Linked DNA regions of Homo sapiens: region 2 is linked to region 1. Evidence: read pairs that join two places in POLR2A ChIA-PET (ENCODE). Cell type or tissue: K562. All regions are shown on one strand. Each heading gives the region's core, and the rest is flanking DNA. Links, peaks and the distances in the headings are about the cores only. Region 1 overlaps PIP4K2A (phosphatidylinositol-5-phosphate 4-kinase type 2 alpha). Region 2 overlaps LOC107984215 (a long non-coding RNA gene).

Region 1 (15,224 bases), core at 4,745-12,744:
ATCCACTCCCGGAGCCCTTTGTGGGGCGGTGGGTCTTGGCCAGCCTGTTTTCCCCACAGCTGCTGTCCTTAGACCCCTTCATGCTTCACATGCATTAAAAGGACCTGGTGTTGACAAACAAGCTGAGGCTCCTGTGGGATGAATCTCCCAACTGGGAGGTGCTCTTCTGTGTGCAGAAAGAGCACCTGATTGTTGCTAAGGTTTCTTTTGGTACCAAAATAGTACCTTGTGCTACCAAGGGAAATACTGTAGGAGTGAATTTCCCAGATGCAATAGCCGTCATCCTTCTTTGATGATTTATGAGTCCCTGTTAAGTCAAACATTTTCTTTCAATATTCTAAAATTAACAATTTCAAAAATCTAGTGAGCTTCATGTAGAGGATTGTGTTTTAATAAAAGTGATCATTCAAAACACCTGTTTAACTCATAGCTTTCAATTCCAATCAAAGCACTGTTAATCCTTTGCTTGGGATGTCTTGATTTTTCTTTTTCTTTTTCCTTAAAAAAAAAAAAAAAAAAAAAAAAAAAAGACAACACATCCATGCATCTATTGGATTGATATTTGATTCTTCTTGGTAAACCGCCAGTTTTAATTAAGTTTGCAAATTGATATCTGGCTGGAAATTGGATGAAATTCAGCATAGTAATTTCCTTCACGTGTTCTTCGTGTTCTGGAGCAGGGAGTGTGAATTTACGTGGCTGAAGACATTATGTGACTTTAATTACACCTGCTTTTGTGAATGAAATACAACTTTTTAGTTTTGATGGTGTTCATAACAATCCTTTTATGCTTCTTGAAGGGAAGGGATCAGTAAAAGGATATTCAGTTTTAAGCTATGGCAACTTTTATTCACTATAGCAAATAAGTTCACATAGGGATTTTAGTTAGGAAAGCTTGCGGCATTTTGTATTGTGAAAAAAATGTACTCTAATTTTAAAGAAATTTCAGGATATTCCGCGAATTGTGCACACTCTATGTTCTTGACAATTTGTATTCTTGAGTATATTACCCACTTTTTTCCCCACTCATTTTTAAGTCAATTTGAACCTAAGAAAAGTTGGACATATACATACCTTAAAAAAAAAAAACCTCTTAATCCTAATTCTCAAATGGAGAAATTAGAGAACTATATTTGTTTTGTGTCTCTAAGTTAATCAAAATGTTAATTCTTTTTTTTTTTTTTAGCTTCTTTTGATTTCTCAAGTATAAAGTAAATGGGTGTTTCTGGTAAGCTCAGCTGGTGTTTCTCTGAGCACTTTTTGGTTTTGTTACGTGCATGATAAACATGCATGGTAAAGGTTGACAGTTACCTAAATGGCTTTCGGTATTCCTTCTTGGCTTCCTTGGATTTTATTGGCTAATTGATGTGCTTTAAATGTTTTTTTCTGATGTCTTTGATTTGGTGGATGCTCTTTACTGAGGATTCTTTCTGTCCCATTTCCTAACCACCACATCTTGACCATGAGTCATTGTTTTTCTATCAGTGTAATCAAATTAATTTGATTTAGTTGAAGGTATGGGCTAGGGCTTCTGGTGGCCTTGAGAATATACCTTCCAATTTTGCTGTCATGGCACTGTTAGCCAACCACATGCTCAGGGTGGTGCTAACAAAAACACTGTCTGAAGAAGACTTTAACAAGTGCTAATATTAAGATTTTAACCAAGTAAGAATCACTACTAAGATTCTTACACGGGCATAATACTTTTAATCTTACAGAAGAACTGTAATAAATATTCTAAGGCACCATGATTTTTGGACTTTGTCCTTCACTGAACTTCAAGGTCCTACATACTTAAAAACAAAAGCCAAAAATATGTCAATGAATTTCTTTCCATCAAACATACAATAACAATAGAAAAGTGGGTTTTTTTCCCTCCCCCTTCAAAAATTGATCCCTGTTCACTAGGAGAATAATTTCCGTTTAAGATACTTATTTTGAAAATTACTTAGATGGGATCCAGAAAAAGTAAAGGGAAAAAGAATAAAGAGTAAAAATGAGTAGTTCTGTTGTACTCTTCCTGCTCTTTCCTTTTGGTTACGTATTTAGTTTGAATAGGAATGCTTTAAGACATACTTAAATAATAATTTAAGTCAGGAAGACTAATTCTGGGAAGAGGAGAGGAGAACAGTTATTGAGAGAGGCTATAAATTGAGGTCAGATTAACCAAAGAATATGGCCATCCATATAGAAACTTAATATGGAGACAGAAGAGATTGTTCAAAGAAAGGGGAGAGTGTGGCAGAGAAGAGTGGAGTTAATTTACTATGATATACTTAATTTTATATGGGGTATTTTAATCAAAACCCAATGCTTTCTATATTTATTTTCATTATAAATTTTATTCATTCATTCTTAGCAAGTACACTCAACCAGGATGATCAAACCTGCTTCAACATGTAAGTTATTATCCAAAATGCAGCCTTCCTGGAGCCCCATTGGGGATCATTAGTGCAAATTCCACTGTGTTCTTTGGTCCTGGGGGACTGTTCAGGAGGAAGGTGATGCCAGAATTAGCCGATCGAATTGCGGCACTCAGTATCTCCAAAGAGCAGATTTTCCAGAGATAGTATTCACTTATACATCCATTACAGAACTGTCTTCATACTTATTTTCAGATTATCCATTCAGAATCATTCTGTGACTCTGAAAAATCTGTTTTAGAGTATACTTGCTGAGATCCTTTTAAGTAAACAAGTACTTTTTACATTGTCCAGCTTGATGGGCATCAAGACTGTTGAATGAACACGTTTTGTGGGATTTTACACTCTTTGTGGCCGAGTTGCTTTGCTTTGGTGGCTTGTGTCTGAGTTGTGGTTTCGTCTGGGCAGCATGGTTGCTGCAGCCTTTTGGCCGGTGCACTTTACACTGCTTGTCTTGCTTTGTGCTGTTTGCCACCTGGATGATTCCATCCAGCCATTGAACCTCACTGCACAAAGAAGAAAAGAACAAATAACCCATGTGTGTTAGGGCATGCAAGATGCTGGCTTTCTTGAGGATGGCAAATCTATGAATAGAGTCTGGATAGGCTAAGTTATGCAGCATGTGTTGTTATGTTTGGGCAGGTTTCCATAGTCCAAGGCACATCAGCTGAGCAGTAGCAGGTCTAGCTTCTGGTCTTGATGCTAAAAGTAATTTCTTGTGTTATTTTAGTAATAAGTCACTTATTTGGCTTCAGTTTATTAATCTTTTTGTCATCTTTAGGTCCTTTAAGCTCTTAAACTATGGAATCTGTATCTTAGATCGTTATGGATGGGATCAACAGATGAGGATATAACGGTTTGAAAAGAGCCATACTGACAAAGGTGCTTAGTTCCAGAGAGACCAACCTAGGTGTCAAATCATGGGGCCATTTTCACTCTTCTGTGGGTTTTAAAATATACACTTCCATTCCAGACCTAAAGCTTGTTTGACGTTTGCTCTTCCTTGCTACCCTACATAGACATACATTGCCTCCATCTTTAAAATGCTCTGTAGTACTTGTTTATTGCTATTAATGTATAATTGGCCTAAAACAACAAGTGTTTATTTGCTGGGGATTCTGCAATTTGGGCTGGGCTCTGCTGCGCAGTTCTTCTGGTCTCACTCACGTGGCTGCAGTCACCTGGGGAATCACTGGATCTGGGGCTGTTGTAACCACCTTCCAGAAGAACAAACCCAGGGCTCAGTGCTTGTCAGGCTTGTGCTTATGGTCTTGTTTGCTGATTGCCCACTGGCCAAAGCCACCCTCGCGGCCAGTACCAGAGTCACTGTGGGAAGGGGCTGCATAAGGATGTGAACACCTAGGAGTGTGATTCATCGGGGACCGTTAATATGCAGTCGTCCACATATTTACACGCTGGGCTTGTATTTTGAAAGTCTGTACTACAGACTTGAAGGACATGTCTCTATTCCCTGTCCTAGGCTGTAAACTTTCAGAAAGTTTTGCTTGACAGTATCTACACCCCTACAGCGAATGAGGTGAGTGCATAATAAGTTTTGACTGTGTATGGCAGCTCATGCCTATAATCCTACCACTTTGGGGAGGCTGAGGCAGGAGAATCGCTTGAGGCCAGAAGTTCAAGACCAGCCTAGAGAACATAGTGAGACCTTGTCTCTACAGTGTTTTTTGTTTGTTTGTTTTAATTAGCTGGGTGTAGTGGCACACACCTGTAGTCCCAGCCACTCAAGGGGCTGAGGTGGGAGGATCCCTTGAGCCTGGGACGTTGAGGCGGCAGTGAGCTGTGGTCATACCACTGCACTCCAGCCTGGGTGACAGAATGAGACCCTGTCTTTAAAAACTAAAAATAAATAAATTTGAAAAATAAATCAGTTGTGGTGACAGAGGTGGGTGTCTGTACTTCCCTGAGTATGGCCAGGAGAGAACGTTTCCTGTTCCTTCTGGTTCTTTCTCCAGTTCCTTTTCAAGACTCCATTGTGGAGTCCTCTTCCTGAAGATTTTCACAATTTTTTTCTCTCTGAATCCCTTTGTGGCGTTATCAATTCCTATAGCTACGCTTTTCCTAAAGCTTTAAATAAAATCTCTTTGCCGATTACTTCTAAATGTTTTCAGCCTCAGAACCACATTTGTGGCTGCATGTTAAACATCTCCACATGAATAATCTGTGGACAAACCAAAATAATGCATCTTCTACGTACCCTAAGTCGACTTCTCTTTCTGCGTTTCCTGTTTTTGGTAATGGCTTCACCACTCTTCCACTCTCAAGGGCGTGAAACCTCTTAAGCATTCCTAGCACCTGTTGCTTGGTCCTGCATTGTGATTCTGGCCTCCAGTCCTCATCCTTGCTTCAAATTATATTCCACACACTGAGCTCCTTAGAGGGTCCTCGTCATAGAACCCCCCGGCTCATAACTTTCCATGCTTCCTCGCTGCCCACAGAACTCGGCCTGGCACTGAAGATCCCCATCAGTTTGGGCCTTTTAAGTTCTTCAGCCATTTTCTGGGTGTAATGACATGCTCTCTTGAATAAGAATCCAAATCCAAGTGTTTTCCCTCCTTCAGGGTCTGGCTCCAACATTTCCTCCTCCTCAGACAAACTCAGTGGGTAACAGTCTCTTCCCTCTCAATACTATCACAGCCTTTTGTGCTGTTAGCAACTTTTCTTTTTATTTAAAATGGACATTATTTTTTTACAGAAGTTTTAGGTTCACAACAAATTGAGAGAACTGTGCAGAGAGCTCCCACAAAGCCCTTCCAGACACACACATTCAGCCTCCCCACCACTGACATCCCAGTTGGCACCAGAGCAGGACGGTTGTTACATTCGATGAACCTGCCATAACATTTCATTGTCAACCACAGTTCACAGTTGACATTAGGGTTCTCTCTGTGTTGTACATTCTGTGGGTTTTGGCAAGTGTATAATGATACATACCCACCATTATATTAATAGTATGATACAGAATAGTGTCACTGCCCCCCAAATCTGTCGTGCTTCACCTCTGCCTCCCTCCCTCCCCCAAATGTGCTGCACTTCTCATACTCACCTCACTGTTTCTGTTGCTCACCTATGACTCTCTCCACCCCATCGTAGTCTTCTGTTACTATATAGATCTCTAAAAGATGTAGATTACATCTTTGAAATCCCAGTTAAAGTGCAGTCATTATCTCCTAAGACCCAGGTTTTATAGAAATTGGAAATTTTCTTTGGGGACACAAGCCACTAAGGTTAGTGGTTACTTAAGATGAAACTTGACAGGGGAGACATTTTACAGCCTAGTAAAGGTCAGTAAGTATTTGGTGACATTAGAGATGATTTATGCTTTATGTCATAGTTGTGTATGCTCCCTCCTAAATGGTTTCTCTATAGATTAAAAAAAATGTATGCTTCCTAAAACACTTTACACCTCTGCTATGGAGAGGGAGAGAGAGAAAGAGAGAAGAATTGGACCTTGGACAGGAATACATAAGTGCATCCTTCTTTAAGGCAGTCTCCATTTCTAATGTGAATAATAACCTCTTAATTGGTTTTCTAAATTTGGACTTATAAAAGATCCTATTATAAGAAACAAGCGAGTAAATGCCAAACAGGTTAACAGTAACATATGCAGAATATGGTATAATATTGCTGCAAAGAACTCGGCCAAAACGGATACAGCGTTCTAAAGTTGTTGGAACAGCCTTGTCAGCAAGTGTCTAAATGTTCCCCCAAATCTGTAACCGCTAAAGGAAACAAACTTGAAAATAAACAAGAAGTACCATAGGAAAGGAAGGTGATACACCAGAGCAAGACATTACAGTTTCCTATAGCAAAAGGTGTGATGCATGATAGTTTTAGATTGGCCAGCAGTAATGAAACAGGCAAGGCCACTTCTGTTCTGTCCCGTCCTCTTTGGCTGGGCTCTTTGGTCTCTTCTGTGATTTGTGGACACAGTTTTCACAGGTGCTCAGGGTGGCATTGCCTCTCAGCTGCTCTGTGAAATATCAGCTGCAGGTTCTATGTTGAGTTCATGTTCATAGTGACTCTAAGTCCCATAATCATATTTTGATTTAACTACATTTTGTTTTCAATAAAAGTCAGCAAAGATCTATTAAGCGTCTACTCTGGGGCAGCCCTCTGGGGACAGTGATGACAATGACAGTGAAGTGCCTGAGCCAGGCACTGTTGTGGACTCCGTTTTTCCTCACAGCAGCTCCACGCTCCTAGCACTGCATCTGAGATGCCTTGAGAAGCCGACACTCACTTTTCTACCTGTGAATTCGCTTGCTTGGCCTCCCGCTTGCTTATGCCCAGTTGCCTCCATACTGGGGCAAAGATCCGAGAAAACAAAACTACATGCGAGTGTTTAGCATTTATTGTTTCCTTGGTGACCAGTTGTGTGAAGCATTTTTGGAACATATTGCAGACAGCTCTGGGTGTGGCGAGAAGGAATGACGGTCCGGGTGAGAAGGACTCAGCGCCTGCCATGTCTCGGATCCCTTTGACCTGGGTTTCTTGCCCCAAGGTCCCCTCCCCTGCCTGTACCCTTTGCTCCTGGCTCCAAGGAGCACCCCAAAGTTCCAGCCTATCCTGAATGATGAAGATAATTATATTTTTTCCCTCTCCTTACTGGTAGCTGGGACAAAGTTGGGATTTTTTTCCATGAAGGTATTTTTACTGTGGGTAAGTGGGTAAAATAAAAAGAGCAGAGGATCGCATAGACTTACAGAAAGTGAGTGTGTTCTACAGAAAGGCTGTGTGTTTGTTTAATCTAGCTCCCATCTACCTCGTAAGCAGCTTTCCCTCCGGCTACTTTAAGTAGTTGAGCAGGTTTTTCTTTTTCTTTTAAAAAATTATGTCCCTTTCATTTATTTATGTGTTTATAAAACAAGAGGCAGTTGAGAGCCATGGCCAAGAGCCCAGGTTCTGGAGCTGTGTTGCCCAGATCTGAATCCCCTGCGCCATGCAAAGGTCTCTGTGACCTTGAGCCATCACTTAACTCAGCCTCTGCTTTCCTACTGTAAAGAGGGGGGCTGTGTAATAGTTGTGCCCATTTCACAGGGTTAAGGTGGTTACATGGGAGGCTATTGGGGTGGTTAGCAGATACCCGATGTATACTAAGCCTTAAATAAAAGTTAGCCTTAGTGATGTATTGTTATGGGCCATTTTTTGAAATGATGAATGTTGAGGATGAAAAGGGGCCATACAAATAGAAAACCAAAGAATATAAAACAAAATATGAAACTCAACCGCTTCCTACAAGTAAGATATTTTTTTCTTTTGATTGGAAATTATCCATCAAATTTGATAATGTAAGAGAGTCAAGAATATATTATGTCCTATTTCCCCCTACCTTTTTTCCCCATAATTTTTATTTCAAAATAAGCTCTAGAGATTCTTAGCTGGTTCAGCAGGTCATGGAGTAAAATTAAAAAATAACAATGAAGGGGCACTGAGCTAGGTGCCAGGGATATGAGTGTGCCTGGTGGCCTACACCGGAGGTCATGCTTCTTGCACATGGAATAGAGCAGATGACATTGCTTATCCCAGTGGGGTGTGAGAGAAATACTCCAATTAATTGTATGTAAGGTGCATTTTGTGGCATAAAAATGACAAATCCAGCTAACACCAACTTGTCAACTTTAGTAAGGATGGTGCAGATTATTAGGGAGAAAAACAATGTTGTACATACTATACTAAAAATACCATTTTAATGTTTGTTTTTATTTTCATTTTGAAACAATTTCAGACATAAAAATGTAGCAAAAATAATACAAAGAACTCCCATATGGCCTTCACCCAGATGCTAACATCTTATATAACAAATAGTACAGTTATGAATATGAGGAAACTAACACTGATACAAGATGACTGCGTAATAATAGAAAGCTCTTATTTACATTTCCGCACTCATTCCACTTTTGTTTTCTTTCTTGTCCAGGATCACCTGATGCATTTGGTTGTCATGTCTCTTAGTCTCCTTTAATCTGGACTATTTCCTGTCTTTGTCTATCATGACCTTTACACTTTTCATGAAGACTGGTTATTTTGTAGAATGGCTCTCACCGAGAGCTTGCTTCCTAATGATTACATTCATTATGCAGTTTTCACGAGAATACCAGAGCGTTAGTGTTGTGTCCATCTCAGCGCACGTATCAGAAGGCGCGTGATGTCCACTGATCTCATCACTGAAGCTGTTGACTCTGGTCAGTTGGTTACGGTGATGTCAGTGTCAGCTCTCTCCACTGTTAAGTCACTGTTGTTTCCCTTTGTTCTTAAGTATGTTGTGGGAGATACTTAGAGATTGTGTAAATATCCTGTTTCTCAGCATACTTTTGCTCAAAAAAATTGAACATTTATTGCTGATTCTTAATGTGTAACAGTTATTACTGTGGTATTTGCAAATTGCTGATTTTTTAATTTTCATTATTCCTTCTACATAGTTGAAATTGTACTGTAAGGAAGAGTTTCCTCTTCTTCCATAGAACGTGAAATCATAGATTCTTATTCTATGGCTACTGTATTAGTCTGCTTAGACCCACCACCAAAATGCCATCAGTTGGACGGCTTAAATAACAGATACTTATTATCTCCCAGTTCTGGAAGCTGGAAAGTTCAAGATCAGGGTTCTGACAGGGTTCGGTTTCTGGTGAGGGGTCTCTTTCTGGCCTGCAGATGACCACCTTCTGCCCCTGTCCTCACATGGTGGGCCTGGGCTGGGGATGGGGGCATTGAGCTCTTTGGTGTCTGTACTTAAAAGGACATTAATTCCATCAGATCAGGGCCCACCCTGATGAACTCATTTAGCCTTAAATACCTCCTAAGGGCCCCATCTCCAAACAAAGTCACACTCGAGGTTAGGGTTGCATTGTAGGAATTTGGGGGAGACAAAAACATTGAGCCCATGACAGTTACAGTCTGTTATTATCACTATTTACAAAAAGGTTATTAAAAAATATTTGGAAGAGGGATTATTGCTAAAGCAAAGAAACTCTGTATTGACCATCAATACAAAGTAAAACTGAACGTCGTATCCTGTGGTGTGTTAGTATACCGTGTGTGGCCTGTTGTGCTGCTTTCTGGGCAGGGTGCATGACTTGGCTCCTGATCGCGAGAAGCTGTCATTTTAGTTCCTACCTACTCTCTTGTCCCTGTTGCCATGTTCCTGTCCATTAGTATTTAGTCTTGTAAGAAGAATAAGAGAATTGATGTGTCAAACCTTGCCTGAGTCTGCTGGCTTAATTGGGTGGATGATGATGGAAGGTGAGAGGACCCAGAACCCAAGTATGTTGTAGTAATTGATAGATGGTGAGTCATCCCTGCAATTTGCATATCCTGTCCCAGCTTTAGAGGACTGTTGGGGATTTTGAAACCAAAACTTAACAGAATATGAATTCTGCTGTTGCTCAAGTTTTTGAGTTTGTTACCCTTTGTGGCTCATTCTGAAGTTTTGCTGATAATCATATATTTGCTAATGTCTAAAAACAGAACGGTTGGGTCACTGCTGTAAGGCAGATAAATACAGCAGTTCTAGAACCTGCTGACTTGGTGGATTCACATCTACAAGGGAAAGCAGTTTTCGTTGTAAAAATCCCCATTTCATGTATAAGAAAGATGATTCCTATCTAGTCATGTTTTTAACAGTCATCTAGTAATTCTGTATTTTAACATCTAAGTAGCTACTTATATTCTGAATAGCTACAAAGCAGAGCACTTGAAACAATCTTTAAAACATAGGGCTAGAGGAAAAAATATAAACCACATGATTAAACTGTTATGGTGATCATCAGGGACAGTGTAAATCATTATGGAAATTAGGTGGAGGAAATGGCATTGTATCATTACCAGCTTCATATCAAACAAAAAGGCTGTTTGATATGAAACCCCAGCCCTCCAAATAACTGGGACCACAAGTGCATGCCACCATACCTGGCTTTTTTTTTTTTTTTGTAGTCATGAAGTCGCCCTGTGTTTCACAGGCTGGTGTTAAAACTCCTGACCTTAAGCGTCTTCCCTCCTTGGCCTTCCCAACATGCTGGGATTACAAGCATGAGCTACTGCGCCTGGCCTTGGGTGTGCTTTTGGAGTCAGATGGAAACTTCTTGAGAAATACAGAGAGCATCTTGTAGCTAGTCCAGTCAACCAAAGACATTTTTGGAGAACATCTAATACCGCTTCCTTTTGTCATCTAGTGAAAGTAAAATATCTTTTTTTCTTAATCCTGTTTTGAAGACATCTTATAGAAAGGAGGGCTCCCCTGCTCACTCCTTCTTTAGAATTGAACACTTTTATTATCACATGTATCATGTATCTACATGTGCTAATAAAAACAAAAACTACAGCAAAGACTGGGTTGTCTTTGGTTGGAATAGGAAATATATTTCCTCTAGAGTGTTAAAAAGGGTAAGAGAAAACTAGTGAAACTGATTTAGCTAATTTAGTCAACAAGTTAGGAAAATGACATTTCCTAAAGTTCTGATGGGGTTAGCTCTACCTCCTCAGTGGAAATAGTAAACCACCTGGAATTTTACTTTTAGTATATGTCATTATTTGTATTTTAAATTTATCTTCAGTGTTGTTTATATATTACTTTAAAGTCACTCTTGATTTTTTTAATTATAATACAGAACTTTGTTTTCTTTTAAAAGGACAACTTATTTTATAGTTAGCATAGATTGCTTTCCTCGAAATAAAAATTGTCATTCCATTCTAGCATCCTCTGCCAATTGCAGTATGACTCGAGGTATGACTGCAGTTGTCTTAGAATCATAGGTCTAGTGAGTGCTTTAGGCTTCCACATTTTTGAAAAGAATGCAAGTATGGTGGACCTTTAACCACATAAAAGTAAAATATTAAATGAAGCATGCTTTTAATAGCCATCCTGTCATTTTTAAGGTTTCAATAGTGTATGTTTAGAGGCAGTGAATTTAAAAGTGTTTGTATATTAAAGCTTAATAATCCTTAAGCATTATTAAGTTTCTGGTAAATTGTTCTGTTTGATGGGCTGTCAACAAATCATGTGGAAATAAGAGAGAAAATTGTTGTTTTGGATTTTTTTAGCAAGGAGAGTTATGTAAACCAAAAACAAAATTCTGAGGTCCCCAAACCATCTGAACGGACCCCTCCTGTAGGCCAAGGGTGTTCCAAAGTTAACCTGAAAAACGTGTTCAGGCCATGATGGAAGAGGGGGTTGGACATGCCTCATTCTACCATTTTCCCTTTTGGAATTCAGGAGAAGCCAACCAGCATTAACCTCAACACAGATCTTAAGTCTGATAAGAAGCATTTACAGTCTGTTCTTTCTGAAGCTTGCTACCTGAAGGCTTCATCTGCATGATATACCCTTGGTTTCCAAAACCCCTTATCCTAACTCAGACATTGCTTTCTATAGAATAACTCTTTGAACCAGTTGCCAATCAGAAAATTTTTCAATCTACCTATGACCTGGAAGGCCTGCCTTCCCCTGCTTCAAGATGTCCTAACCAATGTGAATCTTACGTGTATCTGATATCTCATGTCTCCCTAAAATGTGTGAAACTAGGCTCTGCCCCAGCCTCCTTGGGCACATGTTCTTAAGATTTCCTGAAGGCTCTGTCATGAGCCGTTGGTCACTCATATTTGGCTCACAATAAACCTCTTCACATTACAGAGTTTGACTCTTCGTTGACGTTACTGTTTCCTGAGTATACAGCAACAATTTAAAGCATTTAGGGTACAATTTTTTCTGTGATTTTTGAGACTTTTTCTAACGATCAAGATTCATACTATAAAAAGGACTTAAATAATGGATATGAACATTTATAAGTTTGAGATGCTGTGCACATTTACAAAAACAAACAACTTCTTCAAAAATTGCTTGGCTGGTGGAATTAGTCTGTGGAGAATATTTTATTGAATTTATTTTATGCCAGTAAAATAATCTTTTAGTAAGTCATCTTGTGTTTAATCAGTCTAAACTTTGGTAACTTGGTAAACAGAAACTTAATCATTGGCATTGTAGCTTTTGGGTTTCTGAGAGATCATTATGAATATCAGGATTTTTCTTTGCTAGATATAATAGTAAAATCACTTTAAAAGTTTATAACCCAGGGAATGAGTTTAAAATTTGGTCAACAACTGTTTCTTGTAGTTGGTTCCTGGGATGTACCAAGTGTGCAAAAATGAATAGATCTAGTCCCCACCCTTAAGGTAGCTGTAATATTGTAGGGAATAATGACAACCATAGGCCAACTTTTCTCTCATTAGGAAAAATTGTGTTTTATCCTGTTGTGACAGCTAATGCTTATATTCTTACATTCTCCCTAGACTGTCTTTACATAAGAAATTACTAGAGTCCTCAAATAAAGAATATCATGGGGATTCTTAAATTTGACAGTAAAAGACCTTGCACACAGGCAAAGCCCTTGCATGGTGAGGTGGCAGCAATGAAAGCACAATGTGTCATGTATCCCAGCAGGTTTGTACAAAGCCACAGCCAGTGGCTTTCCTTATCTTTTTTTTTTTTTTTTTTTTTTTTTTTTTTTTTTTTTTTTATTACATATTAGCTTTTGGTTAAACAAATGCAGGTCTATTTTCAGTATTTCTTTCACATTCTTGATGAGCAGGGAAAGGCAATGTATTAGAGTTTATGTAAAAGAGATATTTGTGAGAAAATATTAAAGAAACTAATACGCTATTTAAGATCTGTATTATTCACCTAATAACCTTTGAGAGATCACTTAGGGCAATCTATGCTGTTCCTAGGAATATGTGTGTGATGCTGGGTGGTTTGGTGGGAGAGACTGTGAGAGTTAAATACTCACAGTCTGCATTTTATCTTGATGAAAACTGTTAGCCTCAAATGATTCAGAAGAATTTTTAGAGGTTTCCAGGTTTAAAATGTAGTGAGAACTGCCTGGATTAAATCTGGGTAGATTGCATGCTTGATTCATGTTCATAGCATATGGAGAATGAGAAATTAATGTTAATTGATCTAATTAGGAATTAGGATTCTCTGACGTCTAATTCTCTGGTTTATTTTGCTCATCTTTTTTTTATAGTTGATAGAATACATAGAATGCGTGGGAGGAGATGGGGAGAAGAGAGAATTATTTATGCAAAACTCATGTGATGGCAAATGCCCTTTTTCCTAAAGTAATGAAAACAACTAGTAGCAGTTTTGTTCTCTTGACAGTTTGTGAATAGGAATATTTGTGGGTAGGAGATATATATTAATTGGCATGACATATTTTTGAAAATGAGTCATGAAACTGTGACAGTTGTTTTTTACTAGGCTAAAAGAAAGTACTTGTTATTTTTGTTATTTGTAAAGCTAAAGTATTTTTTTGTGAGTATACATGCGTCTAAATATAGATGAAAATATCCTGTTTTCAGCTATGAAAAAGAAATTGAGCTTATGGTTGTTTTATAAACCACACCCCTATACTTTACATTAAAATATGAAGTAAATTTGTATCTATACCGGGAAGTGATTTTCTGCACTTCAGTGTGATGATGGAATATAGGTGTGCTAAAACCTAAAGTGAAAAATCTTTGTAACAACTTACTGTACTGGGTAGCTCATCCTTATTCTCCTCAATTTTCAGAAACATTTTCAGGCACAAAAGAAAATTATGTAAGAAATGTAGTGTGGTATGTCTTATAAACAATATCCTCGTGTTCTGAATACAATAGCTTTGAAATATTACTTGCTAAACAATTATTTCTTTAGACAAAACTTGAGTTGTCTCTTGGCTTTTATTCTTTTAACAACATGCATTTTTAGAAATAGTCTCTTAGGCTAAAGAACATAACTCACCAGGAAAACATGATTAATTCAGTATATGAGAAAAGCTCTGAGCTCAAAAGCAAGTTACTCTTTTTTTTTAAGCAGAATATATTTTAGAAATTTGGGTAGGAGAAATTAATATAGAAGATTGGGATTTAGATATCAAAATGCTGAGTACCCCATGCAGTCATCTGATTTATATTCCGAACTTGCATAGTTTTTGCAGGCTCCTGGAATGCAGCCTCCCACCAGGCCATGGGAAAGACTCAGCGGGACCACGCAGGATGGCTATAATGTCATCTCTGTCCATGTGGCACTCACTTCAAGACTCCAGAGTCCAGCTAGAAAGGACTCTGGAGTCCATTGTGTAGGTGACATTGGTGTAAGCACAGGCCTTTATCAGAAGTCTGAATCTACCTTTTCTTCTTGTGACCCAAGAGATAAGAAAGGCCATTTCCCCTCCCTCCTGAGTTATTTAACTTTATTTCTCTTCTGTTCAGTGAGAATAATCTTATTTCAGTGTTGCGAAAACCACGTCTATGTGAAAGGTTTTTGACAGTGTTTAAAACATGATATTGCTGTGGCTAAGCGTGAATGCTGTTGTCGTGGCCCTGCCTCCTGCCTCTGGCCAGCCTGAGTATAAGAGGATCACTTTCTTTCTCAGCACTGCCAACTAAATGCCAGGAGCATGTAGAAGAGGAGAGGATCGTATCACAAATACCTGGGGACTGTTTTGTTTTTTTAACTCCAAAGCCCACCGCCAAATATCCTGTTTCCTCATCCCTGGGGTAATAGATGCATAAAGATAGGTGTATTTTGAAAACATCTCCCTTAGAACAATAGACTCCAGATTTTTTTGGATCACATAGCTGTGTTTATGTGAAATCAGGGCATACGAATAACATGTATTGTGATGTATACATTATAGTCATATAGAAGTATTAATGTTCTATACATTTTAATGCATATTTAAGACTGAAAAAGGTAAGATTAAGTATTTTCAGTAATTTTAACACTACAGAAAATCTTTTGCTCTC
Region 2 (15,224 bases), core at 3,581-11,580, 420 kb before region 1:
CTTCCAGGGACAGCCCACCTGTCTCGCCTGGCCCCGGGGCTCGGCTGAGGATGGCAGGATCCCTGGACTGATTAGCTTCTCCAGAAATAGCTTCATCCAAGAAAACGACCTTTCATCCAACAAAATGACCTTTCGACTTCTATATATTTTATCCTCCCAGCCAAGCATCCTCTCATGAGTATTTATTAAACACCTACCATGCGGCAGACATTGTGCTTGGACACACTTGCCAATTGTTTCCTCGGAACTTGTTTTCCAGGCAAAAGGAGGTGTTGATGGATTAGCTATAAGCCTTAGCTCTCTCCGAAGCGTTTCTTGACTTACGATTGGGTCTTGTAGGAAAATGCTTCATTTTAGTGACTCTTAAACCGATGCCCAGTGTTTATTTCTGATGGACAGAGATCGTGTGATTCGTGCCAGATAAAGATGGGAGCTGAGGGGATTTGCGAGAATTGTAGGTTCTACTTTTGATGTTTTTCCGCAGTAGGTGGGAAGGAGGAGTCTCCCCAAATGAGAAAGAAGTAAGACAGGAGGGGGTCCTGCAGCCTTTGCTTCCTGGGAGGCGCTTGGATGACTCACAGCAGGGAGTACGGAGCAGCCGCTGGCCGCCGCAGCCCTGGTTACTGCTGCAAATTTATCTCCCCAACTACGGCCTCTCCATCTGTTCTAATTACAAATGCAAAAAATAGCTAATTTGCAATGGCATCATAAAGAGGAAAATCTAAGTGATTTAAGAGCTGCTCTGTGTTACGTGGAGCGTGTTTTACACACTCCAGTCAGAGAGAAACTGCTTGCTCCCTGTGTTGAGAGAGTCCCCTCTTCTTGGCCAGTTTCTGATTTGCCCTGACTGTGGGAGAATTATTATAAAAAGTCACAAAGGGCAAGGAGCTGGTCCTGAGAATGGGACACACCCTACTCTGCTTCTGACAAAAGAGGCGGTCACTGTAGTTACAACTCAAGGCCAATAATCTGCCTTGATCTCTAGATTATTTCAACTTCTTGGCAAAATATGTAATGTGGACACAGTACCATGAGTCTAACTATAATACAAGTTATTTTCTTTTTTAGCCAGGCACGGTGACTCACACCTGTAATCCCAGTGCTTTGAGAGGCCGAGGGGTGGGGATTATGTGGGGCCAGGAGTTCAAAAACAGCCTGGGTAACATAGGAAGACCCCATCTCCACAAAATTTTTTTTTAATTAGCCAGGCATCGGCCAGGCACGGCGGCTCACACCTGTAAACTCAGCACTTTGGGAGGCCAAAGTGGGCAGGTCACTTGAGGTCAGGAGTTTGAGACCAGTCTGACCAACATGGTGAAACCCTATCTCTAATAAAAATACACACACAAAAAAAAACTAGCTGGGTGTTGTGGCGGGTGCCTGTAATCCCAGCCACTTGGGAGGCTCAGGCAGGGGAATTGCATGAACCCGGGAGGCAGAGGTTGCAGTGAGCTGAGATCGTGCCACTGCACTCCAGCCTGGGTGACAGAGTGAGGCTCCATCTCAAAAAAAAAAAAAAAAAAAAAAAAAAAAAAATTTAGCCAGGCATGATGGCACGTGCCTGTAATCCCAGTTATTCCAGAGACTGAGGTGGGAGGTGAGAGTGAGAGGATCACTTGAGCCCAGGAATTGGAAGTTGCAGTGAGCTATGATGGCACCACTGCTCTCCAGCCTGAGCGACACAGTGAGACTCTGTCTCTAAAAAAAATGAAATAACAGTTATTTTCTCTTCAATTGTGCCAGTGATGAAATGATAAGAATGACGGTGTTCAGGACATCCTACCCCAAAAAGCGGCACCTTGGCATACTGAATATTTATTTTTTCTTTCTTTTCTTTCTTTCTTTCTTTTTTTTTTTTCTGAGATAGAGTCTTGCTCTGTTGCGCAGGCTGGAGTGCAATGGCGCAATCTTGGCTCACTGTAACCTCCACCTCCTGGGCTCAAGCGAGTCTTCCTGCCTCAGCCTCCCGAGTAGCTGGGATTACAGGCAAGTGCCACCGTGCCCAGGTAATTTTTGTATTTTAGTAGAGACGGGGTTTCACCACGTTGCCCAGGCTGGTCTTGAACTCCTGACCTCAGGTGATCCACCCGCCTTGGCCTCCCAAAGTGCTGGGATTACAAGCGTGAGCCACCACACCTGGCTGGCATACTGAATATTTTAAGCTGAAGGAACTTGAGTAAACAGCAGAAGCAGGAAGGTCCCCCTGGCCTTTCCCTCCCCTTCTTGCCTGAAGCAGGGCATAAGATCCTCATGTGACAGCTGCCCTTCCTATACCCGGAGGAAAGGGACATCCTTATCTCTGAAGACACAGCATCACAGGGAAGAATCTGAACAGGCTGGCTAGGTTTCCCCCAGTTTATTACTATTAGATCATTCTCTTTTTGCCCGATCCCATTTTTCCACAAGTGTCCACACTTCATCAAATCTGCCATAAAAACACACAGCTTTAGCTGTTTCTGATGGGGTCTGCATTTCCTTTTGAAGACTCCCTTGTCATGTAAAACTTAAATAGATTTATATGTTTTCTCTTGCAAATCTGTGTTTTGTTACAGGGACCTCAGCCACATACTTAGTATGGTAGAGGAAAAAGATATGTTTCTCTCCTACAATGGTTTATCATGAATTATCTTAGTAAGGGGATGTACAAAGGTCTGTGCACATGCAAAGTCATAGATGTGAACTTTCTTTTCTTCCTCTCCTCCTCCTCCCTTTCTCCTAGCTTTCCTCCTATGCCTTCTGTCTCTAACTGCAGAAGACCTTATCAATCACTGTAGCAGCAGCAGCATGGTGCAGAGGAAAGAGTGATTTGGAGTCAGGGCTGCCTCTAGATTTCTGTTGTGCTTTGCCACTCTGTGGTTATGTAAAAACAGAGCAGGTGACACCCTCCCTGAGCCTCAATTATCTTAGGTGTGGGTGGGATCGAGCAGCACCTGTCCTCCCTCCCTGACCCAACCTTTCAGTTCATAGGTGAGAAAACAAGGCCCAGAGAGGCACCTGGCTTGGTCTCATGGCTAAGATCCTGCAGGGCTAAGATGAGATCCTGGCCCTTGCATTTAACCCCTGCAGTCACAGCGACCCAGGAGGTGTTAGACACACTCTTGGGATCCAGGACTGTACTGGCTGCTGGAGGAGAGTGGAGGAGAGGTGTGGGGTGGGGAGGGCACAAGCTCTGGTGTAAGCCACAGAACAAGAAGACACTTTCTCTGCTGTTGAGAAGCAGGTTGGTCCTCTTCACTCCTCCCTCAGGAGTAATTGAACTGCTTGCCAGGTTCATCTTGCCCACTGCCAAGATAGAGCGAATTGATCAAGACAGAGGAATTGCAATAGAGAAAGAATTTAATACACATAGAGCCAGCTGAACAAGAGACCAGAGTCTCTTATTATTACTGAAATCAGCCTCCCCAAAACTTTGGAAGCCAGGGTCTTTTGAAGACACTTTGGTGGGCAGGGTGCCAGGGAATGGGGAACACTGATGGGTTGGTTTGGGGATGAAATCATAAGGAGCTGAAGCTGTCCCCTTGCACTGAGTCAGTTCCCCTGGGTTTGGACCCCAAGACCAGATGAGCCAGTTTACTGGGCTAGTTGGCACCCGCTGATCCATTGGAATTCAGGTTCTGAAGAATACCTCAAACACCAATCTTACCATTACAATAGTAATGGTATCCATAGAAATAATTGGAGAGATTTGTAATCTTGTGACTTCCAGCTGTGATGTGGTTTGGATATTTGTCCCCTCTGAATCTCATGTTGAAATGTGATTCCCAATGTTGGAGGTGGGGCCTGATGGGAGGTGATTGGATCATGGGGGTGGATCACTCATGAATGGGATCCCTTTGGTGATAAGTGAGTTCTCGCTCTGAGTTCACTCAAAATCTGGTTGTTTGAAAGTTCGTGGTGCTACCCCCCCCCGTCTCCCCTGCTCCTGCCATATGATATACCTGCTCCCCTTTTACCTTCCGCCATGATTCTAAGTTTCCTGAGCCCTCACCAGAAGCAGATGCTGGAGCTGTGCTGCTACAGCCTGCAGAACCATGAGCCAATTACACCTCTTTTCTTTATAAATTACCCAGCCTCCAGTATTTCTTTATAGCAATGCAAGAATGGCTTAACACAGGCTGCATGACTTCTGGGCCATAACTTCTAATCTTGTGGCTAATTTGTTGGTTTTACAAAGGTGGTCTGGTTACCAAGTAAGGAGGGGGTTTGTTTGGGGAGGGGCTGTTATCATCTTTGTTGCAAAGTTAAACTAAAAACTAAATTCCTCCCAAAGTTAGTTCTGCCTATGCCCAGGAACAAACAAGGGCAGCTCAGAGATTAGAAGCAAGATAGAGTTGGTTAGGTCAGATTTATTTTACTGTCATGATTTTCCTATGTCAAATTTTCCTCACTGTCATAACTTTTGCAACGGTGGTTTCAGTAGGAAAATAACTTCCTTGGGAGTGCTGAGACCTGTATTCTGAATCAGCATTGCCGGGAGTTTATAAAAAAGACCTGGGGCAAATCACTTTGCTCCACTGGGCCTCAGTTTTTCCCTCGCTGTAAAATAAGGTTGAACAAAATGGACTCTAGGAATCCGTCAAGCCCTAAAACTCTATTATAGTATTATTGAACCTAATTGTAGCACAAGCCTTTGTTTCATTAACTGTAGATTTGAAACCCTCATTTGCTCTAGGAATCCTTTGGTTGCTGTAAGAATATTATGACTTGTTATTTCTACCTTTAGTGATGGTATCTATGCAATAGGGAAGATAATAAAAATTCTTTCTGGAAAAATAAAAAATAAAAAGTAAATGGGTCACTCATATAAGTGAACTCTGAATAAGCTGTAAGTAGACTATTTGAAGCAGAGAGAAGAATCTATTTTCTAGGATACTATAATCCCTTTTAAGTGAATTCTTAGTGTGATTATCAGATGATAAGTTCTTCAGAGTTGTTTTGCAAATAAATGATGAAAGAGGGGAGGGGGTGTAGTGAGAGGGTAAGTTCCACTGGTTGATGAGACACAATCCTCAGATTGGTCTCTCACCCATATTTGCAGGAGAGCTTGTTCAGAAATCTGAGATTACATGATACAGGATGAAACTACATCAGAGTCAACCACCTAGACTAGGCTAACCTTTATAAAAACAGCCTCCATCACATAATGTTTAACATGTAAAGATAAGTGCTAGAATTTTCTTCCCTTGCTCACTGTTCTGGCACTTAGCATAAGAAAAATGTCTTCATAACCCCGCGTACTGTTCACTTGTGTTCAACACATGCTCAGGAAACACTACAGATCACATTGTCTATGCTGCAAGCTTCCATACCTGCCCTGTTTCTGCTCCAACTGCATGCACACTTAGGATTCTGTTCCAGAAGCTCAGTGATACCGTCTAGAGCAGTTCAAACAGGAGAACAACTTTTCTTCTATTTTTAATTTAAAGATTAACATAAGTTTTATTTCTATTTTTAATTAAAGATTTGAGAGTTCAAACGGTTTTTAAAAAGGTTTTGAACTTAGAGGAGAGCAAATCAGGTGTCTGTTATTACTTGCTCTGTGGCCTCAGGAATTTTGCACTATGGGCTGGGGTGGGGCTGGTTTGGATATGCCTCGCAGTTGCATTGGACCTGTTGTCCAAGAGTTTCTGGTTAATACAGAAACGCAGTCCTGAGGTGCACAGAATCACTGGGACAGGTGTGTCAGAGAACATTCAGAATAGAAGAAAGGTTGGCAAACATAGACAAAGGAATCAGAGCCTTAAACACCATCTTTCAAAGTCTAGGAAACTGGGAGCAAAATTTCCACTTTTGTTTGGCATATTCTCAGGGTTTTGGAACTTTTCAGAAGCAATACAGAAAAAAAAATGACAAAACAAAAGAAACAGCATTTTCTTTAAAAGGGAAAAAGGAAAAAACTGTTGGCCACTCATTGTCATATCTAGAGAATGGAGAAAATTAAGAAAACCAAAGGGCTTTTTACTTTTCATTTATATGCATGAGTAAAACCTTAGTTTTATCTTGTTGCTTTTAGTGGAAGAAAGACATTTTCAAATTGTATTCACGGATTGATTTTTTGGAATAGATGTAGCTTCTTTAGATTTCATCAGAAAAGAATTCTTTTCTATTATAACTATTTGAAAACAGTATATTTTTAGCCATTAAACAGAACTTTTGGAGCTGTGACCAAGTAGTTTTTGGAGCAGTCCATGAGTTTGGGTGTTTGTGTGGATGGAGTTCAGAACACACTGCTCCATATACGATACGCTGACATTTGAGGAAACAGCAGAAGCAGGAAGGTCTCTTTCACCTCCTTCTCACCCTTCTCCCCTGAAACAGGTAATAAGACCTTCATCTGAGAAGTTCCCACTCTATACCTGTCTTTATCTCTGCAGACACAGGGACACAGAGAACACTCTGAACAAACAGGTCTTGCTAACTTTGTAACCACAGGACCAGCCCAAATTGTGCCTAGTCTGTTGATAACAAAATGTCAAGTTACTTTGTAGGTAAAGCAGGGCCGAAAATGGCAAGCCATGTACTTTTTAGGTAAAACAGGGCCAAAAATTGCAGGCGTGCACAATAGACAAAGCTTTGACCTCTAACAACACCTGGAACCAATGATTCCTTCCCTTAGAACCAAAAAGACCAGGGCATGACCCAAACCTGAATGCTGTAACTCTTTCAGAAGATCTGGGGCAAAAATCTGTCTCGACATCCCTGTGATGGTTAACATAGAGTGTCAACTTGATTGGATTGAAGGATGCAAAGTATTGTTCCTGAGTATGTCTGTGAGGGTGTTGCCAAAGATTAACATTTGAGTCAGTGAACTGGGAAAGGCAGACCCACTCTCAATCTTAGAGGGCACCATCTAATCAGCTGCCAGCGTGGCTAGGATAAAAGCAGGCAGAGGAGCGTGGAAGGACTTGAGTTGCTGAGTCTTCCAGCCTTCAGCTTTCTCCTGTGCTCAGTGCTTCCTGCCCTCGAAGATCAGACTCCAAGTTCTTCAACTTTTGGACTCTCGACTCACACCAGTAGTTTGCCAGCAGCCCTCGGGCCTTTGGCCACAGACTGAAGGCTGCACTGTTGGCATCCCTACTTTTGAGGTTTTGGAACTCAGGCTGGCTTCCTTGCTCCTCAGCTTGCAGATGGCCTATTGTGGGACTTCACCTTATAACCATGTGAGTCAATACTCCTTAATAAATGCCCCTTCATATATACATGTATCCTGTTAGCTCTGTCCCTCTAGAGAGCCCTGACTAATACAATACCTTTTCATAAATGGTCAAACTTGAAGCCCTCCAATCAGACCCTGCCAAGCCAACATTCCTAAATCCTTTCCCATTCTCTCTGATCCCTTAAAACTTGCCCCCAGATCCCACATCTCAGAGACAGATTTGAGCCAGTCTGGCTGATTTTGTAAAAAAGCCTTTCTTTTCTACAAAGCTGGTGCCATAGTTATTGACTTCTGTGCACATTGGACAGCGAGCCCATTTTCTTGATCACAACTTTCCCCACAGTTTATGATAGTTAGATCATTCCCCCTTTTTCCAATCATACTTCACAACTATCTACTGAGTTTTTCATCAGATTTAGCATAAAAATAACAGGCTTCGCTGTGTCTTCAGGTTTTCATTTCCTTATGAAGGCTCCCATGCTACTTAAAACTAACATTAAATAAAGTTGTACACGTTTCTCTTGTTAATCTGTTCTTTGTTATAGGGGCCTCCGCCATGACTCCAGCCATGGGAAAGAAAGCTGTTTTTTTTCCCTACAGTATTTTATTGTACTCAGGCACAGAGACTTCAGAACCTGAGTGAAAAGGCCTCCCCTTAAGCTGTAAATGACACAGTATAAAATAAGTTGTTTGCTTTTGACACAGAAATCCAGTCAGAGCAACTCCAAGAGCAAGTTCTCCGGTTAATCTGACATGACTAATTCAACTAAAGTGGATTTTAAAAAATGACTTTAAAAGTAGACTGCATCCCAATTGCTTCCATCTAAACCACCCTCATTTCCTGTTCCTCTGCATTTTCTATTCCTGCTCTCTCCCCTCCTAGAATTCTGACCTAGCGTTTCCATAACACCCCGTGAACTGGAGGAGCTTTCTGGGTAATTAGCATGCAAATGCGCATTTCAATGCGCAATCATCGACAAGCCTTCAACTCTCCTGCTGAGGGATTGATTTTGTTAGAGGGCTGCAGAAGGTGTGTTTTTCATTTAGACATGCTTGTGTGGCTGTGAACACAAAGGGTAAATTCCATCTAGGCAGTAATTGATAAGGAACCATACGTGAAATGAGATATATTGCCATAGCAAAAAAAAAAAAAAAAAAAAAAAAACAAAAACCTGTGCTCTCTATTGGTCTGTTAGGTGCTGGCTGAAAAACGAGGATATCTCAAGGAATATTAATTTTGAGCAATTCTTTCTTTCATGTATTTAAAATACTGTTGTAAAGAAATTTATTTTAAAAAGTTTCAGATTACCTGCAAAATGGCTGTATTAGAAGTTTATTAGATCATACAAACTCAATGTATTATATCTAAATGTGACTCCCTTAAAAATGAGAGAATAGAGCCTTTGTTCCTTCCTCTTTTTCTCTTTTACTGGAGAGAGGTTAGTAAAGGTTTACTCTGGTGACATTTGGAAATGACACTGGGCTTGCCATTTTCTTTGGTAAACAGTTCTGCTTGGAGTGCCTAAAATATGTATCCTTAAGACCAGATTTCCCTGGCTTTCAGATGAGTTTTTAAAATGTGGTTTTTTGATGGGAAAATATTGTTCCTGTCCGTGTTGATATTTCATGGCTGGGATGACACTTTTTGTTGTATCTGAATGAGACTGGGCAGGGGGGATTCTGCAGCTCAGTTGTCAGGGGAGCTAGAAGCTTTTGGAGCCATCTTTTGGCAAGAAGGTGGTTGCCTGAAATTTGAGCTCTCTGCCTTTTCAACAAGGAGAGCTCAATTGACCCATGGGATGGAGGAGGTAGGGAGGGGAGCTTTGAGGATGAAAATGCACCCCTTCTTAGCATCCAGAACTGTCAGAGGCCTGTGAACCAGAGCAACTCCTTCTTGAATAGGAGCTGGGTAAAATGAGGCTGAGACCTACTGAGCTGCATTCCGAGATGGTTAAGGCATTCTAAGTCACAGGGTGAGACAGGAGGTTGGCACAAGATACAGGCCATAAAGACCTTACTGATAAAACAGGTTGCAGTAAAGAAACCGGCTAAAACCCACCAAAACCAAGATGGTTACGAGAGTGACCTCTAGCAGTCCTCACTGCTACACTCCCACCAGCGCCATGACGGTTTACAATTGCCATGGCAATGTCAGGAAGTTACCCTACATGGTCTAAAAAGGGGAGGTATAAATAATCCACCCCTCGTTTAGCATATAATCAATAAACAACCATACAAGTGGGCAACCAGCAGCCCTTGGGGCTGCTCTGTCTATGGAGTAGCCATTCTTTTGTTCCTTTACTTTCCTAATAAACTTGCTTTCACGTTACTCTGTGGACTCACCCTGAATTCTTTCTTGCTTGAGATCCAAGAACCCTCTCTTGGGGTCTGGATCTGGACCCCCTTCCTGTAACAGAACTATGGGTACATCTCTTTTCTTTTTGTTTTTTTTAAGCCTATAAGGGGACAAAATGTTAACAGTATTTCGTTACCTCTGGTCATGGGACTATGAGTGATCGTTAGTTGCTTCTTTAAATACTTGTCTACATTTGACTCTACAATGAGGCTGTATTACTGCGATAGTCCTAAAGTGTCAATTATTGTTAAAGCTCTCCATTCTGAAGAAGGTCGAGAGGTATCAGGCATGGAGCTAGCTGGTTGTCAGCAGGAGTGAGCCCCATTTTAGCTGGAACCTCATCCTGAGCTGCCCAACCCTGTACGGGCAGCCACCTGCCTTCTGCAGAGTTGTACTGGCCAGAGCATGGTGCATCTGGGGGTGTCTCCTCCCCACAAAGGAAACTTCCATTCTCCGCAAGGTGTCAGAAGAGCTGCCTCTGCTCCCCATGTTCACCTGGCAGGGCTGCAGTGCATTCCTTACAGCTGCTCTTGACTGTGGGACCAGCTTCCAGAACCTTGATTTATGAAACTATTTGGTGTCAGGTGATTTCTCATCAATATCCTATCACCCAACTTTTCATGGTTTGTGGCTGCTATTCCACAAAGCTCAGGCCTTTGAGAAAGCACCAGTGACTCAAAGCACAGGAGAAAGAAGAAGGTCCAAAATGCAACTCCCCAGTTTGGTTCTTACTGCTCAGCTTTCCTTTGAACAAATGACAACACTAGGGACCTGGGAATGGTAGCTGCTGAGGATAGTGTGACTTCTGAGCACAGGGGTGTCCCCAGCCCCTCTCCCATCATGCCTTTCCTCAATAAATGCCTGTGTTCTATACTCCAGACAGGAACACAATCTGCATATTCAGTAGGCCATTAAGTTTAAAAAAAAAAAAAAAGGTCCTGATGAATAGACTGGAAACAAATAGATCAAAACACGTACTCTGTGGTTGATAGAAAAATATTTTTCTTTCTTGCTGTATCTTCCATATTGTCCATAATAAGCAAGTATCTATTAAACAAAATATACATTCTATTTGTTCACCCATACATGAATTCCACAATGAAAGAGTCAGTCATTTGGCTTCAAGTTTTTTATGCTTTCATGATGCAGATTCTCCTAGAAGGTCTTTTACAGTCATGTGGTGGAGTTCATCCTTCTAGAATGAAGGTTTTGGAATTGAGGGACCCCAGAGAGCAGGCTCTGATAAGCCTGAGGAGGTGTGTGGCAGGAGGATGCAGGGGACTGGGAGAAAAGGCTGGAAGGTGAGTTGGAAAATCAGCTTTGCCCATCACAGGGTTTGCCAGGGGTGGAACCTTGTGACTCAGCACATTTTGAATCTTAAGTTCAAACTTGAAGAGCAGCCTTCCTTCTACACACCCTCCCCACTCAGCAATACTGGAATTCCTAGAAAGCCCAGCTGTTGCCTGGAGCACTCAAGATCAGGAAACAATGGCTCTTCTGAGCCCCTCCCTCACCCTTGAATTTCCAGGGCTCTAGTCTTGAGCTCTGCTCTTTCTCTCTGGGAGAAAGGGAAGCGGGAGTCTCTGGATGTTTCACAACAGAAAGTCCCACTCCTGCCACTGAGTGATTAAATATGATTTTTCTTTTAAGAAAAAAGAAGCCTTTTATCATACTCCTAGGGCTGTCAGAAACCATTTGGGCAGATTTTCCTACTCTTGTTTTTACATGCAAAAATGGGAGGTGGATGGGAGGGGAAAAAAATCTTTCTCTTCTAACCATTTTATGTTCATTGGATGAGGCCCTGAACATTAGGCTGTCAAAAGATAGATTAACAAGAGGAAGTCATATTAATTTACTTAATCTGAGTTTTATAAGACACGGGAAGCTTCATGAGAAAATGAAGACTCAAAGAAATGGTTAAACCTGAGTGTTTTTATGCTTGATTTGGTGAAGAGTGGAAAGTCGTGGAAAAATGGGATAGGGCAAAGGTGTATGAACAAAAGTAGCCAACTGGAGGAAACTTGGCAAGACCTGTTCATTCAAATTCTTCTCAGCATCCCTCTGTCTTCAGAAATAAGGATTCTGCTTTCCTCTGGATAGAGGTGTTACCAGAAAGGGATCCTGATCCAGACCCCAAAAGAGGTTTCTTGGATCTCACGCAAGAAAGAATTCGGGGCAAGTCCACACAGTAAAGTGAAAGCGACTTAATTAAGAAAGTAAAGAAAACAAATGGCTACTCCTTAGAAGACCAGCCCTGAGGGCTGCTAGTTGGTTATTTTTATGATTATTTCCTCATTTGATGTTAAACAAGGGGTGGATTATTCATGAGTTTTCTGGGAAAGAGGTGGGGAGTTCCTGTAACTGAGAATTCCTCTTCTTTTTGGACCATATAGCGTAACTTCTGGACATTGCCATGGCATTTGTAAACACTCAAGGCACTGGTGGGAGTGTCTTTTAGCATGCTAATATATTATAAGTAGTATATAATGAGCAGTGAAAGTGACCAGGGGTTTATTTTGTCGCCATCTTGTTTATGTTGGGTTTGGCCGGCTTCTTAACCACATCCTATTTTATCAGCAGGGACTTTGTGACCTGTATCTTGTGTTGACCTCCTGTCTCCTCCTGTGACTAAGAATACCTAAACTCCTGGGAATGCAGCCCAGTAGGTCTCAGCCTCATATTACCCAGCCCCTATTCAAGAGGAGTCGCTCTGGTTCAAATGTCTCTAACAGAGGGAGAGCACATGAAGGTCTCATGACCTGCTTCAAGGGAAGGCGAGAGAGACCTGTCTGCTTCTGCCACTTTCTCAAATTCCTTTGGCTTAAAATATTCAATATTCTAAGGTGCCATGTTTTGGAGTAGCACTTTCTGAACCCCATCAGAGGACATACCTGTCCTCATCTTGGCTCACTCTTACAAAGCACAGCAAGAACAAGAGAGGAGAATTTTCAATTTGCTCAGGAAAATGTCACCAAACCAAACTTGGGTTCACCTACCCAGCGCAGCAAAGTCAAACACTGACATCGGGATTTGCAGCAAGAGAAAGTGAGGCATTTATTGCAGGGCACCAAGCAAGGAGAGTTGGCAGCTCATACTTAAGACCCAAACTCTCAGATGGTCTACAGGTAAGGGTTTTCAAAGGCAGAAAGGCAGAGGTTACAGGCAAAGTCATAAATTCATACATGGAGGCTATACATTGGTTTGACCTAAAAGGCAGGACACCTGAGCAGAGGGGACACAGGCCATAGGTGGATTCAAAGATTTTTCTGATTTGCAACTGGTTAAAGAGGTGATGTTTTGTCTAAACATTTGGGATCAACAGAAAAGAATGTTAGCTCTGGCTTGTGGAAGTGACCTCCTCCCGGCCCCTCAGGAAGAAATTTAGAACAAAGAACTATAGTCAGAATGCAGTCCTTAATTCCCCCCTTATCTAAGGTCTACATGCCAGTGGAGAGTTTTATTTATTTGTTTGTTTGTTTGTTTTTTGAGACAGAGTCTCGCTCTGTCACCCAGGCTGGAGTTCACCCAGGCTGGAGTTCGGTGGCGCCATCTCGGCTCAGTGCAACCTCTGCCTCCCAGGTTCAAGTGATTCTCATGACTCAGCCTCCGAAGTCGCTGGGATTGCAGGCATGCGCCACCACACGTGGCTAATTTTTGTATTTTTAGTAGAGACGGGGTTTCACCATGTTGGCCAGGCTGCTCTCAAACTCCTAGCCTCAGGTGATCTGCCCACCTCGGCCTCCCAAAGTGCTGGGATTACAAGCGTGAGCCACTGCACCAGGCCTAATGAAGGGTATTTTTCATTTAGTAGGATCTGGGTCTCTGAAAAACAGCTCAGGGACATATGTTAAGATCTTTAGTTTCTATAGGGAACCCAGCATTTTGTGACTCTCACTTCCTTGGTTATTCTTTTAAGTTACTATTATCTTCTTGTTTATCAAGTTGCTCATTTACTTCTCAGGGGTCACTTAGGGACCTGGAATTTTCCCTTGAAGGAACTCAAGCTTTTCGTTTATTTCCTGCTTGCTTCCCAGCATGCCCCTAAGAGGGCTCCTTGCTCCCTCTCAAAAGCGGTTTGATCGACTGTTCTCTTTACTTCCAGTGGAGCCCTAGCTAAAAGGAGGGAGGCTATGAATTGTTTCTATTTTTTTCCACAAGTTACCAAATAATTCTTTTAGCTTTTAAAAATTAATTTTATTTTCTAATTAATAACTATAAGCTGTGTATACATTCAGGGTGCATGTGGTAATTTAATATAGTCATATAATTTGTAAAGATCAAATCAGTGTACTTGGGATATCCATCACCTTAAATATTTGTCTTTTCTTTATGCTGAAACCTTTGAATTATTCTCTCGTAGCTACTTTGAAATGCACAACAGATTATTGTAAATCATACCCTACTGATGTATCAAACACTAGCTCTTATTTCTTCTATCAAATTATATATTTGTACTCCTTTATTTTTATGTCTGAAAATCTGGGTCCCAGTGTTACCGATCACAGATTCTTAGGCTCTCATGCAGTGGAAATTGACAGGAGGCTGAGAAACTTTCCCATACAAGCTTTATTGGGGCTTATGTTCAAGCACAAGGCAGACAGTGTAGGAGCAAGAATTCTCCAGCTGGCTCCTGGAGGGTAGGTCTTTGCAGTGTTTTAAGGAGGGTGATATGAAGATCATGAGGTATGTGAGCATCATTACATGTGCAAGATAGAGCAAGGGGGTGCAGGTGCAGGGAGAAATCATGTTAGTACATACATTGCCTGATCAAAAAATGGCACATCAGCCCCTCCTGAGGTGGGGATTTTAGTAGTATAACAAGGCAAAGAGTCAGGATCACTTATTCTCCTGGTCCTGCGTGCATGCAGGTGATTGAGGTTACCTCTCTTGGGTAAGTTGTATGGTAGAATGCTGCTTATCTTAGTTTTCTCACATAGTTTGCAAGGCCTCGTTGTCAGCAGGTATATATGAAAGAAATGCATTAGTGGGGTTGGTGCCACGTTCCTTCCCTGCTCTATCCAAGTGGGGAATGGCATGGATGGGCTGAGAATGGATGATACTCATTGGGGGCAACCTCTGTGTCAGGAACCGTTTCCACTGCTTTATGTTCATTCATCCACTTACTTCTCAAACAACCATATGAGGAGGGAGCTGTCGTCATTGCCGTTTTCCAGGCAAAGAAACTGAGGGCCAGGGAGTGACTTGTCCGAGGCCACTCATTTAGTAGCAGAGCTAGGATCTGAACTGGGTTGTTCTCGGCTGGCGTGTCAGCTGAAAACCACTGCACAGCCTGCCCCCAACCATGGTGCTTGTGGAGGGTCTTTTCTGATTTTGCTCACATCTATGTGTAGCAGGTTTTTTTAAAGTTTATTTTAAGTATCTTTCCGGGTGTCATGCTAATTATAATGTACTAACAATTTACATCTGTAATTATGTACGAGTCTAGGGAGTGAGTGATTCTGTAGCTTGGAAAGAGACGATTCAGTTATTATTCCTTGTGAAAACCAAGGAATAGCTATAGTCTAATAGCTATTGCCAAGTCCCAAGAATAGCTATAGCGTACCACCGGGTACTGGTGCCCACCATCATTTAATATCTTCAAGGCCCAAGGATTTTAGTGCTTATTCCAGTGGCATAAGAACATAAAGGCAAGAAGGTGGGACAACCAACTCAAGTGTGTCCCCAAAACTTTTCATTTCATTGTTTCACAAA

What was found. Peaks named below come from ENCODE experiments on the same cell type or tissue, not always from the same donor. Only the 100,000 strongest peaks of a DNase experiment are listed, where the experiment ranks them.
Region 2: POLR2A ChIA-PET joins it to region 1 with 10 read pairs; 2 of 35 experiments call an interaction of 5 or more read pairs at or near these places.

The regions. Positions count from the first base shown.
Region 1 is chr10:22,625,320-22,640,543 of GRCh38, reverse strand. All of the region lies in intron 1 of PIP4K2A (phosphatidylinositol-5-phosphate 4-kinase type 2 alpha), which reads left to right. Among named protein-coding and RNA genes, the nearest start is that of PIP4K2A, 82 kb to the left of the region's middle. RefSeq lists an enhancer at 2,725-2,934. In K562, for the core only: no CTCF peak of the experiment used is centred there; DNase peaks (open chromatin) are centred at 8,613 and 9,713; H3K4me3 peaks cover 502 bases.
Region 2 is chr10:23,048,953-23,064,176 of GRCh38, reverse strand. The region is part of intron 2 of LOC107984215 (a long non-coding RNA gene); the gene reads left to right. Among named protein-coding and RNA genes, the nearest start is that of MSRB2, 39 kb to the left of the region's middle. RefSeq lists enhancers at 7,861-8,400, 11,528-12,028. In K562, for the core only: no CTCF peak of the experiment used is centred there; DNase peaks (open chromatin) are centred at 8,086 and 8,356.